2 separate regions of the Homo sapiens genome follow, and region 1 is linked to region 2. Evidence: chromatin loops called from intact Hi-C (ENCODE). Cell type or tissue: IMR-90. All regions are shown on one strand.

Evidence for each region. Peaks named below come from ENCODE experiments on the same cell type or tissue, not always from the same donor. Only the 100,000 strongest peaks of a DNase experiment are listed, where the experiment ranks them.
Region 1: it touches region 2 in a loop (2.5-fold over the local background); 2 of 110 quality-filtered maps call a loop at or near these places.

What each region holds. Positions count from the first base shown.
Region 1 is chr7:31,847,045-31,855,044 of GRCh38, reverse strand. PDE1C (phosphodiesterase 1C) reads left to right here. Exons shown (of 18, transcript NM_001191057.4): 8 at 4,304-4,404; 9 at 6,949-7,077. Among named protein-coding and RNA genes, the nearest start is that of PPP1R17, 160 kb to the right of the region's middle. In IMR-90, no CTCF peak of the experiment used is centred here; a DNase peak (open chromatin) is centred at 4,774.
Region 2 is chr7:31,763,004-31,771,003 of GRCh38, reverse strand. The region is part of intron 17 of PDE1C (phosphodiesterase 1C); the gene reads left to right. Among named protein-coding and RNA genes, the nearest start is that of PPP1R17, 80 kb to the right of the region's middle. RefSeq lists an enhancer at 2,400-3,334. In IMR-90, a CTCF peak has its summit at 7,220; no DNase peak of the experiment used is centred here.

The DNA of each region.
Region 1 (8,000 bases), 84 kb before region 2:
CCCAGGCTGGAGTGCAGTGGTGTGATCTCAGCTCACTGCAACCTCCGCCTCCTGGGTTCAAGTGATTCTCCTGCCTCAGCCTCCTGAGTAGCTGAGATTACAGGCACCCGCCAGCACACCCGGCTGATTTTTGTATTTTCAGTAGAGATGGGGTTTCACAATGTTTGCCAGTCTGGTCTTGAACTCCTGACCTCAGGTGATCCACCCACCTTGGCCTCCCAAAGTGCTGGGATTATAAGCATGAGGCACCTCGCCAGGCCCGGAAGTGTTCTTTAAGCCTCCAAGACTGAGCATTTGTTAAGGTAGCATGGAAAACTAACAGATTACTAAAGAAACTCTATCATTCACATAGAAAAGTCACAACTTGCTTGTAGTATCTCCTCTAACAATGAGAAATTGGCCATGTCCTTTCCCTTCAGGTTTCCTCTGCTCTGTTGTACCCCATGTCTCCTCATCTGCCCCTATATGCGGGAACAAGTGGCTTGCTTTCTTGAGTCATACACAGCAAAACTCAAGGTCCCCAATTACCACTTGTCAAAGCATCCTTTCAAATGAACTAGTTGTGACACTCATATTTTGTAGATAGGAAAATACTGATAGCATCTGTGACTTGTACCTTGCCACCAATTGGTAATTCTGGAATAAAATACCAGTGGGACTTTAATTTCTGACTTCTTATGGGTTGACATAAAACCTTCTGGGTTCACAGTAGTTAATTTGGAAGAGGCAAGGAAATCTGAGGTATATTAAAATAGGAAGTTCAATTTCCTCCAAAATAGCTTCTCCCACTTTCTCTGTTTCTGTTAATGATGCTATCTAATATCACCTGAGGGGTTTATTAGCCACTCAGTGAGGCTAGGAGTGTTGAGGTCATCTAACATATTGTTCTCCTTAACTGCAACCTCATCTGGTCCTCCTACCACTTCCAAAATTCAGATAATTGCTAAGTCATATGGCTTCTACCTCCACACTGTCTGTACATCCTATATGAACTTTTCAATCTAAAAATACAGCTTTTAGCCAGGCACAGTTGCTCACGCCTATAATCCCAGAATTTTGGGAGGCCCAGATTGGTGGATTGCTTGAGCTCAGAAGTTAGAGACCAGCCTGGGCGACATGGTGAGACTCCCATCTCTACTAAAAATACAAAAAAAAAAAAAAAAAAATAGCTGGGCATGGCAGTGGGTGCCTATGGTCCCAGCCCTTACTTGGGAGGCTGAGGTGGGAGGTTTGCTTGAGCCCTGGGGGCAGAGGTTGCAGTGAGCCAAGATTGCACCACTATACTCCAGCCCGGACAACAGAGTGAGACCCTGTTTAAAAAAAAACAAAAACAAAAACAAAACGAAAACAAAAAAACCCTGCTTTTTATCTCCCTTCTCTCCTCCTGTCCAAATATCCTTCCTGAAGTGGGGAGCTGATGGCATGACTCTCTTGCGTGTGAACTTCACTGCCTGCTGAATCTGGTTTACATTCCTCGCTCACTGTGTTTTCTAATGCCTGACCTCATAGGGCCTCAATCAGCCTTCTCTCCCGCTCCAGTCAAGGGCATCATTTTCTTACCTGAGGTGGACATGCTTTTGCTGCTGGGACTTGCTCATTTAGTTCATTCTTCTGAAAATGCCCACCTTCATTTCTTTCTCTGTCAAATTTTCAAGGCCCATCTTAAACATCTCTCCTCTGTGAAGCTGTTTCTCCCAGATACTACTTTTCTTTCTTCTTATCCCCAAAGCAGCATAACTGATTCTAAGCATGCATGGCGTTTGTTGAAAAACTAAGGTGGTAAAATGAGTTTTAAAGACAATGGTTTTGTTTTTTATTGTTGTTGTTGTTGAATGCCTGTTTAACCATTCATTGTTTTTGGTTTAATAGAAGTAGGTTATATCTAAGATAGGATTTTGTTCAATTATTTGGGTAAGGAGGGAAGCATCACTATGGTTGTAATGTGAGAACTGTAATTATACTGTTATTTAGATGCTTTCTGCTGCCTGGGCTGATGTTCTGTGACTAGGATTCGTTGAGATGTTACACTGTCTCCCATTCATAATCTTATTTTAAAAAGTGAAATTAACTTTACGTGACCTTAGAATAAGAGATATATGTGGGAGAGGAGGTAGAGGGAACCAGGGACAGATGGGTGGGGACAAAATATTGGGGAAGAAAAGAAAGACAATGCCAAAATGGAAAAAAAACTGCATATGTAATATATGTATGGATAATATCAAGAAAAATGTGCAATATAAATTTATGCCTATATAATTTTATGCAAAATTGAATAAACACATGAACAATGATCCAAAGAAAATACAATGTAAGATTATGAGTGAGAATTCTGCAGGCGTGGTGTGTGGCTTGTCAGATGACTGGCTGTGTGACCTTGAGTGAGTCCTGCACCTACCCCTGGCTTGTTTCCTTATCTGTCAAGTGGGGATAGCAACAGTACCTATGATTACAGAGCTGTGAGAGTTATATAAGTTTCTATATAAAAGCACCTAGCATAGTGCCTGCCACATGGGGGGCCCCCCGAGACAATGAAGAGGCTGATGAGGAGGCTCTTTGCTGCCTTTACAAGGGGTTTTGCAGCTTTGATTTTTCTTGCAATCTTTCCTTATCTTGCCCATCTTTTTTTCATCTCATTTTGTTGATTTTCATCTTAGTCTGTTTTCTCTTTGACTTTCTGTTCCGTGTACCTCAATTTGTGTTTTTGAGGTATATTATTGAAGATGCCAGAAAGCTTCCTGACATTTCATGCTGGATTCTGTTAGGAATCATTTTCAAAAGTATAGTGGTTTATTTTTTCATGAGTTATGTTTATGCTCACTCTGAAGTATTTTTCATAAGTTCTATGTCATTTGTTTATTTTCCCCTTACCAATTTTTAAAGAAGGCAATAATTCTCCAAAATTAGTAGTTAATTGAAAGATATGGCTTAAGTGGGAAATTAGAAACACTTAAATGTTCATTTTAACTCATTTTGCGTTAACTTAAATCATATGAATCTATTTTATGCACTGATCTTTAATTCAGACCACAGGGCTTTTATGAGTTCACCAGTTTGGATACTCACATTTGTCTTACATCAACCCTGCCCCTATCTAAGATTTCTAGTCTCATCTCTTTAAAGTTAAGTGGGAACTTAAAGATGTGCATGAAGCAAACTGAGTGCAGAAGCTCTCTAACTTTTCTATAAATGTGTTCTGCTCTTTCACAGTTGTCACACATATTTTGATAGCAGTTCTTTTAGTGACTGTCCAAAGCATTAAACTTAGGTTCTACAGAAATAACAACTCCAATTTTGTGTCCATATTTTATTGGTTTGTGTCATATTTAATTACATAATTATAATAACAAATACAATTTATTAAAATGTGGTTTAGAATAAATCATACTGAATCATGTAGGCATGAATTTAACTAGTAGCAAAAGTGAGCAAAGGATATGAGAAGGTGGCCTGAGTCAGGCATATTCTGTCGTGTGAGCATGGGGCAGGATGGTTTACAGAAGCGATAGGAAGTAAATCCACAGAGTCCGTTAAATGGAAGTCAGTTAAGGAAGCTTGAAACACAGCAGTAGTTTTCAAACTCTAGTGTGCATCAGAACTATCTAGATGGCTTGGTAAAGCACAGATTGCTGGGCCACAACCTAGCGTTTCTGATCCAGTGAGATTGGGGTGGGGCTGAAGAATTTGCCAGCATTTCTAACAAGCTCCCAGCTGACACCATCTGCATGTCCAAGGAACACATTTTGTGAACCACTGACCCACAGCCAATGTTGATGGTGTGGATGGGGAGAAGTCCTTTCAAACATCATCAGCATGCATAGAGCAGAAAGCCAGTATTTTTCCATCTGTCTCTACCCACTTCCTAGTGGATATCCTCCTATAATCAGACGTTAGGTTTTCTATTACTCTTCATTCTTGGTATTGCATTCAAATTTCTAATTTTTTTATGTGTGTGTGTGTGTGTGTGTGTGTGTGTGTGTGTGTGTCTACCTAGGAACTTTATTTGGAAGTTGGGGGAGGATGCAATGAGGGCTTTTCAAGTCTTCATGTTCATTCTCTTTGATTTCTTGAAAAAGATAAAACTACTACTTAGCTTATTCAACCTTGCTGAACACATTGTTAACAAATCACAAGTCTCCAAGTCTCTTCACAGGAAAATAACTTATTTCTGTCTCTCAGAAAACTTGTGTTTGGCAATAGCTTACCAGCTGCAGGGTAGAAAGGCAGCACTGTGGGTGTGTTGTCAGCAAGCTGAAGACTTTGAGAAAGAAACAGATTATCTGATTGCTCTGTAATCTCCTTTCAGAACTGGCTGACGGAGCTGGAGATCTTTGCTATAATCTTCTCAGCTGCCATCCATGACTACGAGCATACCGGAACCACCAACAATTTCCACATTCAGACTCGGTGAGGGTGTTTAAATGTTTGGAAGAGAGGCAAGAGGGGTCAGAGAGACAGTTTTAGAAATCAGAAAGGTGTTAGTCACCTTTCTTTTGCATAGGTTTCCTATTTTGAATTTCTGAAACAATGAACCTCTAAATGAGAGATCAGTCTGATCAGCTTCAATCAAGACTTAGAGTTTAAGAAGCCATCTGCTCCTAATTCTCCTATTTTGTTCAGATCTCATATAGATATCTTTTTCTTCTCTATTCTAATGTTCGCTATTTGTTTATGTATGTTCTGTACATACTTGACCTACTTCTAACAGGAAATGGGGCAGTTTACGTAAAGGCCCAGATGACACATAAAGGAAAAGAATAAGGACAGTGAGGATTAGAGTGTTTTTGTTGACATTAACAACATTGACCAATCTTACCCTCTGATCTCTGAGATTCTGATGAGATCTCTTCTCATCCTCTCTGATTTCGTATCTGCTCTGTTTAGTGCTTGCACCACTCCCTGGCACAGGGCCCCGGGAGTAAGTTTGTCTCCTGTAGGCTACTTTCACCGTGAGCAACCTGTGCATCCTTCCTAATGGACTGCACAGGTAATCACAAACCTCCCGTCGGAGACATTAAATATGGGTCCAAGTGCCCCACTCGGAACCTCCTGACCTGTAACAGATACTGTTAGTTGATTTTGGTACTTTTTCTTACTAAACTGTGGGTTTATTCTGAGTATTCCTCTCAGCACAGAATTCCAGGCAATAGCACCAGTCAATTGTCATTTCTACTTAGGATAAAACTTTCCTTGCCCTCTCCTAGCCTAAGAACTTGCCCTCTCTTAAGACAATGATGTGGAACTGGAGAGAGTCTGACAGTAGAGTTAGTTCATTATCCTTGACATAGTAATCAAAAGGAGCTAGGGTATGGGGAAAGGTGGTAAGTCAAAGAGAAAGAATGTAGCAGGGAGGGATGAGAGTTTAACACCAAATAAATACTTGCTGATTTCACTTGAAAAAGCAGGTGCACACTCTAGATAGGTTTGTGTTCATTAAATCAATCTACATGTATTTAATGAACTCAACACTTGATTACAGTATACACAAAAGAAGACAATATTGTCTGATCTCTGTTCAGAAGGAGAATTTTAATTGAATGGAAGCAGACAAAAGAACTTCAGCTACTTGCTTCAGTTCCACCTTCTTGCCTCCTCACTTAGTCTCAGCCACAGAAAAGCAGCTTTTTGTGGTTGTGTTCCAAGGGAACAGAATTCCCTTTAATACAGGGAATTCCATAGAGTAGCACTGTTTAATGTATGTCTGTGGGTGGAACCTTTGCTCTGAGGACAGAGACCATGGTGAATATCACCTGCCCAAGGAAGAGAGGTGGGTTGAACATATGTGGGTCTTGCCTGGAGACGAGGATCAAAACCAGTCCCAACACAGAGGAGAATGGCTTTATTACAGGAGGTGGAAAAGTGTCACGAAATATACATCAGTTGGTATCTAACTTACTCAACAGATGTAACAGCAGATCTTTCACCTCGGGATTTGAATGTTCTGCGTTATCTCCATAGGAGTGGGAAAATTCCAATGTGTTCAGTTAAGCTTGGTTTGGAATGAAATTTAAACATTGGCCCTGTTCAACAGAACTTTATCCAAAGCCTCTCAGCCTGTGTGATCCCTGTTCAGAAAACAAAGTCTGTGACCAGGCCCTTAATCCTTTGATGAATAAAATTTTAAGCCTAACAGTTTCAAGGTATGATAGATACAGCCCAAAGTTTGGCCAATGGCAGGTGGAAGTTATCTTGGGGAAGCACTGGCCCAACTGTCAGAAGATCTTGCCTTCATCCCAGCCCTGCCACTTGGCCACCAAAGGGCTCTAACAAGTTTTTTTAAGTCTCTGAAACTCAGCTTCCTTGGTGAGAAACAAATAATCTAAGCTTTCATTAAATTTAAGATCTTAAAATATTATACAGTCGTGTGTTTAGTGACATTCAGCTATAGTATGGTCTTTGAGATAGGAACTAAAAACTGACATTATAATCTTTATATTCTTTATTCTCAATTTTCCACATGTGGCTTTTGCATGGAAAAATGTTGAGATCAAGCCACTATCAGAGGCAGCTTACAGATAGTACCCACCAGGTGATATGTGTTCTGAAAATTACAACTAAAATAAATAAACCAGTGCATTCATTGAATAAAATAAAAATAAAAATAAATGTCATTCCAGAAAATATAAAGAAGTTTGACATGACCCATATTTTTAAAAAAACACCTTTGCAACTAATATAGGTAATTGAGATCTGGTTGTAAAACAGTTTTGAGAGAGTTCTCAGGCTGGATGTCACATATTTCCTGCCCACACATGTACTGATATAACATACCCTACATTCATCTATTGATGATTTGTAGTGTTAGTTGAGCTTTTGGTTCATATAACTGGCATGGGGACAAAGATAATTTCTAAACATGGAAAAAAGTGGTGGTGCGTTCTAGCCTGTTAGAATTACCCAAGTAAATCACAACTGTTTAACATTCTGAATTTTGCTTGGCTTTCTGTTCAGGTCTGATCCAGCTATTCTGTATAATGACAGATCTGTACTGGAGAATCACCATTTAAGTGCAGCTTATCGCCTTCTGCAAGATGACGAGGAAATGAATATTTTGATTAACCTCTCAAAGGATGACTGGAGGTAAGGATGAGAAAAGAGAGAGATTTGTAGGCCAGGGAAGGAACTTTGAAGTTGGATGAAGTATGCTGTTTTTGAGAAAAGAACACCTTGCTTAAAATGTTGATTCGTGTTGCTTTCTCTCTCTTTCTTTCTCTCACTCTCACCCTCTCTTTGTGTATGTATGTATGTCTTATTTCTCTTTTTTCTTTATACAGATATTCAAATATTTATAAATAAAGGCTATGGAATGTTATGATTAAGTTCCAACTACTTTATTTTGCCATCTTTACATTGCTTTTTATTGATGAATTGGGAAGTGAAACCAGTTTGAGTCAAATAATTCAATATTGTCCTAAAAATTCTCAAAGAAGAAAGTTTGAAAAATCACTTCTAACAGTGTTCAACTGAGGACACTTTGGATATATTTGCTTTTTTTTTTAACCTTAGGAAACTTGTGTTGCTTTTATCTGAATTCCTTAAATCTGAATTTTATCTTTTATTTAATAACATGTGTTTTTCACCCTATATTTGATTTGGACTTCTTATCAATCTTTTGACATTTTCTAAGGAAATTATTGGACACTTAAAAAAATTATGTACACTTAATTCTGTTGCATGAATGACAGAAATTGTGTGTTTGGATTTAGGCACATACCTGTGTTTTGAATATGGACTCAGTCACTTACTAGCTGTATGACATTCGGGAAGTGACTCAATATCTTTACATCTTTAAAATTTTAATTTCTTGAAAATAGATAGTAACATTTATTCTGCAGTTGGGATAGATTATGATAAATGACATAATCATTTTAAAATGCTTAGCACACTTTGTCTCATATATAGCAAGCCAATAAATCATCGTAGCTATAAATATAGGTTAAGGTACTTCAAACCCTGCAGGCAGAGATCATCTAAATCCTTACAAAACTCTGAATCCGTTGTGA
Region 2 (8,000 bases):
TTAAAAAAAGGAAGCAAACATATAGTCATTGCAATTTTAAAAAAGAGAAAACTATCAGTTGATAGTATAAGTTCAAGGTAGAACACAGTGGAAAAGTTAATTAATGTTGGAGGATAGTCCTGAAGACTTTACACCAAATATAGCATGGAGAGGGAACCATATCAAAAAAATGAAAGATCATGAACCATAAAAATCTTAGAAGGAAACGGCTGGGCTTGGTGGCTCATGCACTTTTGGAGGCCAAGGCGGGTGGATCATTTGAGGTCAGGAGTTCAAGACCAACTTGACCTACATAGTGAAACCCCATCTCTACTAAAATACAAAAATTAGCCGGGCATGGTGATGGGTGCCTGTAATCCCACTACTTGGGAGGCTGAGGCAGGAGAAACACTTGAACCAAGGAGGTGGAGGTTGCAGTGAGCCAAGATCATGTCACTGCACCCCAGCCTGGGCAACAGAGCGAGACTCCGTCTCAGAAAAGAAAAAAAATAAAATAAAAAAGAAGAAAACATAGAGGTAAATCTTCATGACCTTGGATTTGGCAGTGGTTTCTTAAACATAACAACGTGCAAACAACCAAGAAAAAATTAGGTAATTGGGCTTCATTAAAATAAAAAACTTTTGTGCTTTGGAAACCACTATCAAGAACGTGGAAAGACAATCCACAGAGAGAAAATATTTGAGAATCACATATCTGATGAGGATCTTGTATCCAGAATATGTAAAGAATCCTTACAACTCAACAATAAAAAGACGACCCAATTAAAAAGTGGCAAGGATTTGAACAAACATTTCTCCAAAGAAGATATACAAATGACATATGAAAAAGATATTCAACATTATTAGTCATTAAGGAAATACAAATCAAAACCACAGTGATATACCACTTCACATGCACTAGGATGCTATAATAATAATAAAACAAATGAAATAACAAGTGATGGTGAAGATGTGGTGAAATTAGCACCCTCACATGTTGCTGGTGGGAATGTAAAATGGTGCAGCCACTTTAGAACACAGTTTGGCTGTTTTTCAAAAAGTTAATCATAGAGTGACTTAAATGAAGTACTCATACATTTTACAACATGGATGAACCTAGAGAACGTTTTGCTAAGTAAAAGAAGCCAGACACAAAAGGTCACATATTGTATTATTCCATTTACATAAAATACCCAGAATGGGCTAATCCATAGAGACAGAAAGTACATTAGTGGTTGTCACGGGCTGGGGAGAAAAGAGAGTGGAGAGTGACTTCTCATGGATATGAGGTTGTTTTTAGGGGTGATGAAAATATTCTGGAATTAAACAGTGGTGATGGTTGTGAAACATTATGAATATAGGAAAAAACCCTCAAAATATATACCTCAAAAGGGCAAAATTTATGGTTTGTGAATTATATCTCAATAAAAAATTTAAAAGCATGGAAGATAGACAAATTGCCATAAACTACTTCTCTCAGAAATTTTAGCAGGATATGGAGAAAGTTGTGGGAAAGCAATATTTCAACAAAGAGGTAATAATTTCCCAGAAGTAAAGAAAGACTCAAATTCTTAGATGGAAAGTACATCTCCAGTGCCATAACTAAACAAAAACAAATTCATACCTAAAGACATTGAATGACATTGCCTAAAGCTACATCAAGGGTGAGGAAACCTTAAATGCTATGAGAAGCTGATTATGTGCAGGGAAGTTGCAAGTAATCAACTGACAGCAAAATTTGCATTGGTAACAGTAGAAGCCAGAAGACAATGAAGAAAATATCTTCCATATGCTAAGGGAAAATAGAGCAATATGTAATAGTTAAAATAGCTAAATTATTGCTTATGAGTGAAGGCACATTAAAACATTTTCAGGTATACAATGATAATTTACCACCCACAGACAGACTTTCATTAAAAAAAGTGTTAAGGCCAGGCACGATGGCTCACACCTATAATCTCAGCACTTTGGGAGGCTGAGGTGGGCAGATCACCTGAGGTCAGGAGTTCAAGACCAGCCTAGCCAACGTGACAAAACCCCATCTCTACTAAAAATACAAAAATTAGCCAGGCGTGGTGGCACGTGCCTGTGGTCCCGGCTACTCAGGAAGTTGAGGCAGGAGAATTGCTTGAACCTGGGAGGCGGAGGTTGGAGTGAGCTGAGATTGTACCATTGAACTCCAGCCTGGGCCACAGCCTGGGCCACTCCATTCAAAAAAAAAAGTGTTAAGGGAAGTATGTCAACAAGAAGAAAAGTGAACCCACAAGGAATGTATGAGACACAGGAATTAGGGGTGAGCACATCAGTAATTAAAACATGTTGGTAAATTTGAGTGACTAGTGACCATAAAATAACATCCGACTTTTGTGTTAAAATAGGAAAGAGAAGCTATAGATGGAAGGCGGGATGTTTCAATATGGACCTAAGGAGTGCTAAGATCTATCTTGTCTTTGGTCAGAACTACGTAATTTTTGTAACTTTTTAACACAAAGGATCATCAGTAAAATAATGGAAACATAATAGCATTGTTATTCACTGAATATTTGTGTTCCCACCAAATTCATATGTTAAAATCCAATCCCCAATGTTGCAGCGGTCCGTCCCACAGACCTTGATCCAACAACAGATGAATAACATACACTGACACAGATATTATGCTTGTCAGTCCAGCTGAGAGTCTGGGCCGCTTACAGACCCCAAGGAGAGTGCTGTAAACAGTGGCAACCGCAGCCTGGCCCGACTCACTGGCCTTCTTAGCATTTATTCAGCACACATTAAATGACAAAAGTCTCAAGTAAACACCACTAGAAGGTAATTACCATTGCCAACCCCCCAAGTAGAAAGCAGTCATGCACCTGCTGATGGCAAAGGTTAGTCTTAGGACCACATGATTAAACAAGCTATTTAGATAGACTCCTCTACATTCCAATGTTAATTACCCTTGCTATAGCTCAAAGAGGATTAGGCTGCCTTCAGCCATAACTCTATCCTGAGGCTTTTGCTAAAACCTTCTGGCCTTTCAAGAAGGTTTATTTTACAATTTTTCCCACCATCCTGACTGAACCCCCACACAATGTGATGATGTTTGGAGGTGGAGCCTTTGGGAGGTAATCAGGTCATGAGGATGGAGCCCTCACAAATGGGATTAACGACCTTATGAAAGAGACCCCAGAGAGCTAGCTTGGTCTGTTTTTACCATAAGAGGGCACAACAAGAAGTCAGCAGTCTGCAACCTGGAAGAGGAAGAGGGCCCTCCCTGGAAGCCAACTGTGCTGGAAACCTCATCTTGGACTTCCAGCCTCTAGAACTGCAAGAAATAAATTTCTGTTGTTTGTAACCCACTCAGTCACAGTACTTTGTTATAGCAGCCCAAGCTGACTAAGCCAAGTGTATTAGTCTTTTCTTGCATTGCTATAAAGAACTACCTGAGACTGAGTAATTTATAAAGAAAAGAGGTTTAATTGGCCCACAGTTCTTCAGGCTGTACAGGAAGCATAGTGGCTTCTTCTGGGGAGGCCTCAGGAAACTTAGAGTCATGGCAGAAGGTGAAGGGGGAGCCAGCACTTCATATTGCCAGAGCAGCAGGAAACAGGAGGAGGTGCCGCACACTTTTAAATGACCAGATCTCATGAGGAATCACTCAATATCATGAGAACAGTACCAGGGGGAAATCTACCCCCATGATCAAATCACCTCCCACCAGGCCCTACCTCCAACATTGGAGTTTACAACTGGACATGAGATGTGGGATGAGACACAGATCCAAACCATATCAGCAGGCACCTAAATCAACAAATGAACAACAATAAACGAAGAGAATGTATCAACTTAATAGAAGGCTAAAGGAAGACAGAGAAGCAAAGAATAAAGAATGATAAACACAAAACAAAATTAAACAGTAGAAATAAGTCCAAAAATATCAGGAATAACAATAATTGCAAGTGGCTTCAACTTGCTTTTAAAATATAGAGATTATTTGATTAGATAAGAAAGAAAAAATCCAGGTCTATCTTGTTTTTAAGAGATGGCACCCACAGACAGACTTTCATTAAAAGTTTTTTCATAAAAAAACTTTTGCCATACATTAGGTTTGCTAATGCATAGTAAAAGAAATTCTATGCAAAATATAAAGCTAGTTATTTGAAAACCTTCATCCACTTTAACATTTGTGTAGTATTTTATAATGCAAATATTCCAAAAGACATATAATCATTCTCCTATTAATGGTTGTCTTCCACTTTTTGCTATTACAAACAATGCTGAGCATAATGTCGAGCAAGTAAAGCAAGTTGCAACAAGATATATGCTTTCTAATACAATTTATATTGTTTCAAAACATGCAGAAATATTAGATATTTTGTGGATACAAATGCAATAATTTCATACATAAATGCGCAGCAATGATAAATACCAAATTCTGGAGGATGGCTTTTCCAGAGGGAAGAGAGTGAAGTATCATAGAGAGGATCTGCCGGGTAACTTAATTCTATCTGTGTTAATTTCTTTCAAAAAATGTTTAAGCAAATGTAAAAATTATTAAGATTTTATTAAACTTTATTGAGAGTATGGGTATTTATTATATCATTATTTATACATTTCTGTATGCTTAAATGATTTTATATTAAAGATTTTTTTTTTTTTGAGACACAGTCTTGCTCTGTCGCCCAGGCTGGAGTGCAGTGGCGCCATCTCGGCTCACTGCAAGCTCCGCCTCCCAGGTTCACGCCATTCTCCTGCCTCAGCTTCCCGAGTAGCTGGGACTACAGTCGCCCGCCACCACACCCGGCTAATTTTTTGTATTTTTAGTGGAGACGGGGTTTCACTGTGTTAGCCAGGATGGTCTCGATCTCCTGACCTCGTGATCTGCCTGCCTCAGCCTCCCAAAGTGCTGAGATTACAGGCATGAGCCACCGCGCCGGGCCCAACCACAGATATTTTAACATTTATTGCATATCTACAAATATCAGGACAACATTAGGTCCTTAACATGTATTATGTCATTGAATCCTCACAATAACCCTCTAAGGGAGGTACTATTATTTCTATTTCACAGATTAGGAAACTAAGGCACAAAGAGATGAATAGCTTACCCAAAGTTAGCAGGGGGCAGGCCTGTGCTCTTTTCTCTGAAGGTCATTGCCAATGGTTAAAGACTGATTCTAAATAGTCCTCACTGTAACCACTTTTCTTTCACACTTGTATTCTGCCTGGGAGTGAGATCAAGCTCCATGTACCAATATCAAGCACATTGTTGGGGTGTGGGAGGGATCCTGCACTATCTTTTAAGTGAAGACTCTGGTAAGTGTTCTCTCTGCAACTGTCTTTTACCTGAGTTGATTGAAGGATGGCAGTTGTCACTTACTGTGGACTGGATTGAAGCCTATCCCACTTGATCCAGCTTTGTTATGCAGGAGCTCTATCACCTTGAAGAAATGTATCTTTATAGGCTTCTTCTGAAATTGGCCACTGTTAGTGTGAACAAAGGACATAGGAGCTTCTGAATAGCCTTACATTTCCCATCTTCTCATGCACAAGTGGGAAAATGCACACGTTGTTAAGAAAAATACAGCAAAAGACTTAGCTTGCGTTATCTCCAAAATATGATTCTCCATTGAAACAACTAGAATCATGCCAAGACAAACAAAATGAAAACGAAGAAACACATTAATGATGAGAAAATTTATAACCACATTATAAATGAGAAAATTAAAGATGATCATCACCTTGAGGGAGTTCATTTTTAGTCTATTTTTATATCCTTAGCATTAAATCATGAAGTCACAGGGCATTTGATAGGAAGCCATCGTTTGAAAAAGAGCCGATTTTTCCAGCCTCATTTAAATTGCTCCTCCCCTTTCACCTATTTGTTCAGGGAAAGAAGGCTCAAAAAATATGTCTCAGTGCCTCCCCATATTATCATGAGACCAGTAGAAATGAGCTAAGATTTTAGCATTTGTGTAAAACAAGGACTCAAACTTGAAAGCTTGAGAGGAAAGGAACTTGTTGACATTCTTCTCAAGCAAACATGGGCAGCAAAATCTAAATATCAAGACACCGCTGAAGAAAGAGAGAAATATTCGGATCTGTAGATCCCAATCATCATTTCCAGCTTGTGTATATTCAAAGTGATTCATTTATTCTTTAGTAAATGGAAGATTTATGAAGGTTACTGAATGTGAAGTAGAGTAGTTTATTCACTCATTAAATATTTCTCACCACCAGTTAATACTGTGATTAAGTTCTGGGGATGCATATACTGCATACCTATCCTCAGGAAGCTGATAGGCAGGATTGAGTTATTTATGGAATAAGGCACAAAGAAGCTCCAAAAAATCCAGGGAATCACTGGCTCAGGAATGGCTTCCAATGAGTGACTCAAATAATTACCATGACTCGGCATAATAAACGCAACGTGTCTTAAGAATGAGAAGTGTCCTTGACAGTTTTCTAATGATTTCAAGATTAAAATTCAGGGACTGGAACTCCTTCCGTCTTGGTTGGTTATCTAAGGCATACTTCCCACTGGGATTTCCAGCACTCTTTGTACTTGAGGTTAGGTGTTACTCAAAGTGATTGAATGGGCTGGGCAGGGTGGCTCATGTCTGTAATCCCAGTACTTTGTGAGGCTGAGGTGTTTGGATCACCGCGGTCAGGAGTTTGAGACCATCCTGGCCAACCTGGTGAAACCCCATCTCTACTAAAAATACAAAAAATTATCTGGGTGTGATGTTGCATACCTGTAATCCCGGCTACTACAGAGTCTGAGGCAGGAGAATCACTTAAACCTGAGAGGTTGCAGTGAGCCGAGATTGTGCCACTGCACTCCAGCTTGGGCAACAGATCAAGACTCCGTCTTAAAAACAAAAACAAAACCAAAGTGAGTGAATGAACCACTATATTTTTGCATTGCCTAAATGGTTTAGAATGTGGGCTAGCCATTTTTCCTTTGCTTAAAATGGCACATAGTTTCAGCAAAGTGGCTTCCTCAGGTAGCAGAATAGAAATATATGTATATAAAATATATATATAAAAATATATATAATATATACATAATATATATATTTTCACAAATGCAGATTTTAAATAACTGGTCTTTTGTGAATCAAAGTGGTGTATTCTCTGCCAAATATTCACAAATAAATTCATTAAGTTAATCTCTTCATTGTGTGGTGAGATCTTTCATGTAATAAAACCCATCCTGTGGGGAATTATGTGACTTTTCTATATTGTAATAAGAAGATCCACCAGGGAGGGCGCTATCACGAGGCAGCAATGATGACCTTTTGTCTTCCTGTGCTGTGTAACAATGATGGCTGTATATCAAATACCTACAACATTCTGGGCATTGTGTACTGTGCAATGGCACATGGGTACTGCATATGCATATTCCCATTTATATTTCCTTTAAAATCCTCACCACAACCATGGAAGGCAGTTACTATTCTCATTTTAAAAAAGGAAGAAAGAAAACCAAACCCTGAGTGCTAGAACAGATTATTTACTTAGGATTTCACAGCTAGTAATAGCTTAGCTCTGTGACGTGCCCCAAGCCCATGGTTTTTTTCATAAGACCACCCACCTCTCCCAAAAGCCTCTCCATGGGCTCATTTTCCTGTCACAGACCTTAGCACTAAGATCCTGTCTTAGATCTATTCTTAGTTTAAGAATAGATTATCACCTTAGACAACACTACATCTAATGCCCATGGTAAGAGAGTAATTTTCTCTCATACCATGGGTTAAGTTTGCTAAATTGTGTTTCTACAATCTTAGCACATGGCTGAGGGTTGGGCATTCCCAGACAACAGGAACAGGGAGCAGGTTGGCCGCCCCATTATCCTTCTAAAGCTAAGTATAAACCAAGTTGCTCTCAAAACAGACTCAGTCCCAAAGCCAGTGGTTTTCAAGCCTGGTCACACATTAGGATAACTGGGCATTACAAACATACTGATGTTTGGGCTCCACTCCAGGGTGATCAATTACTTCAGAGACTCCTGGGGGTAAGGCTTGGGCATCAGTACT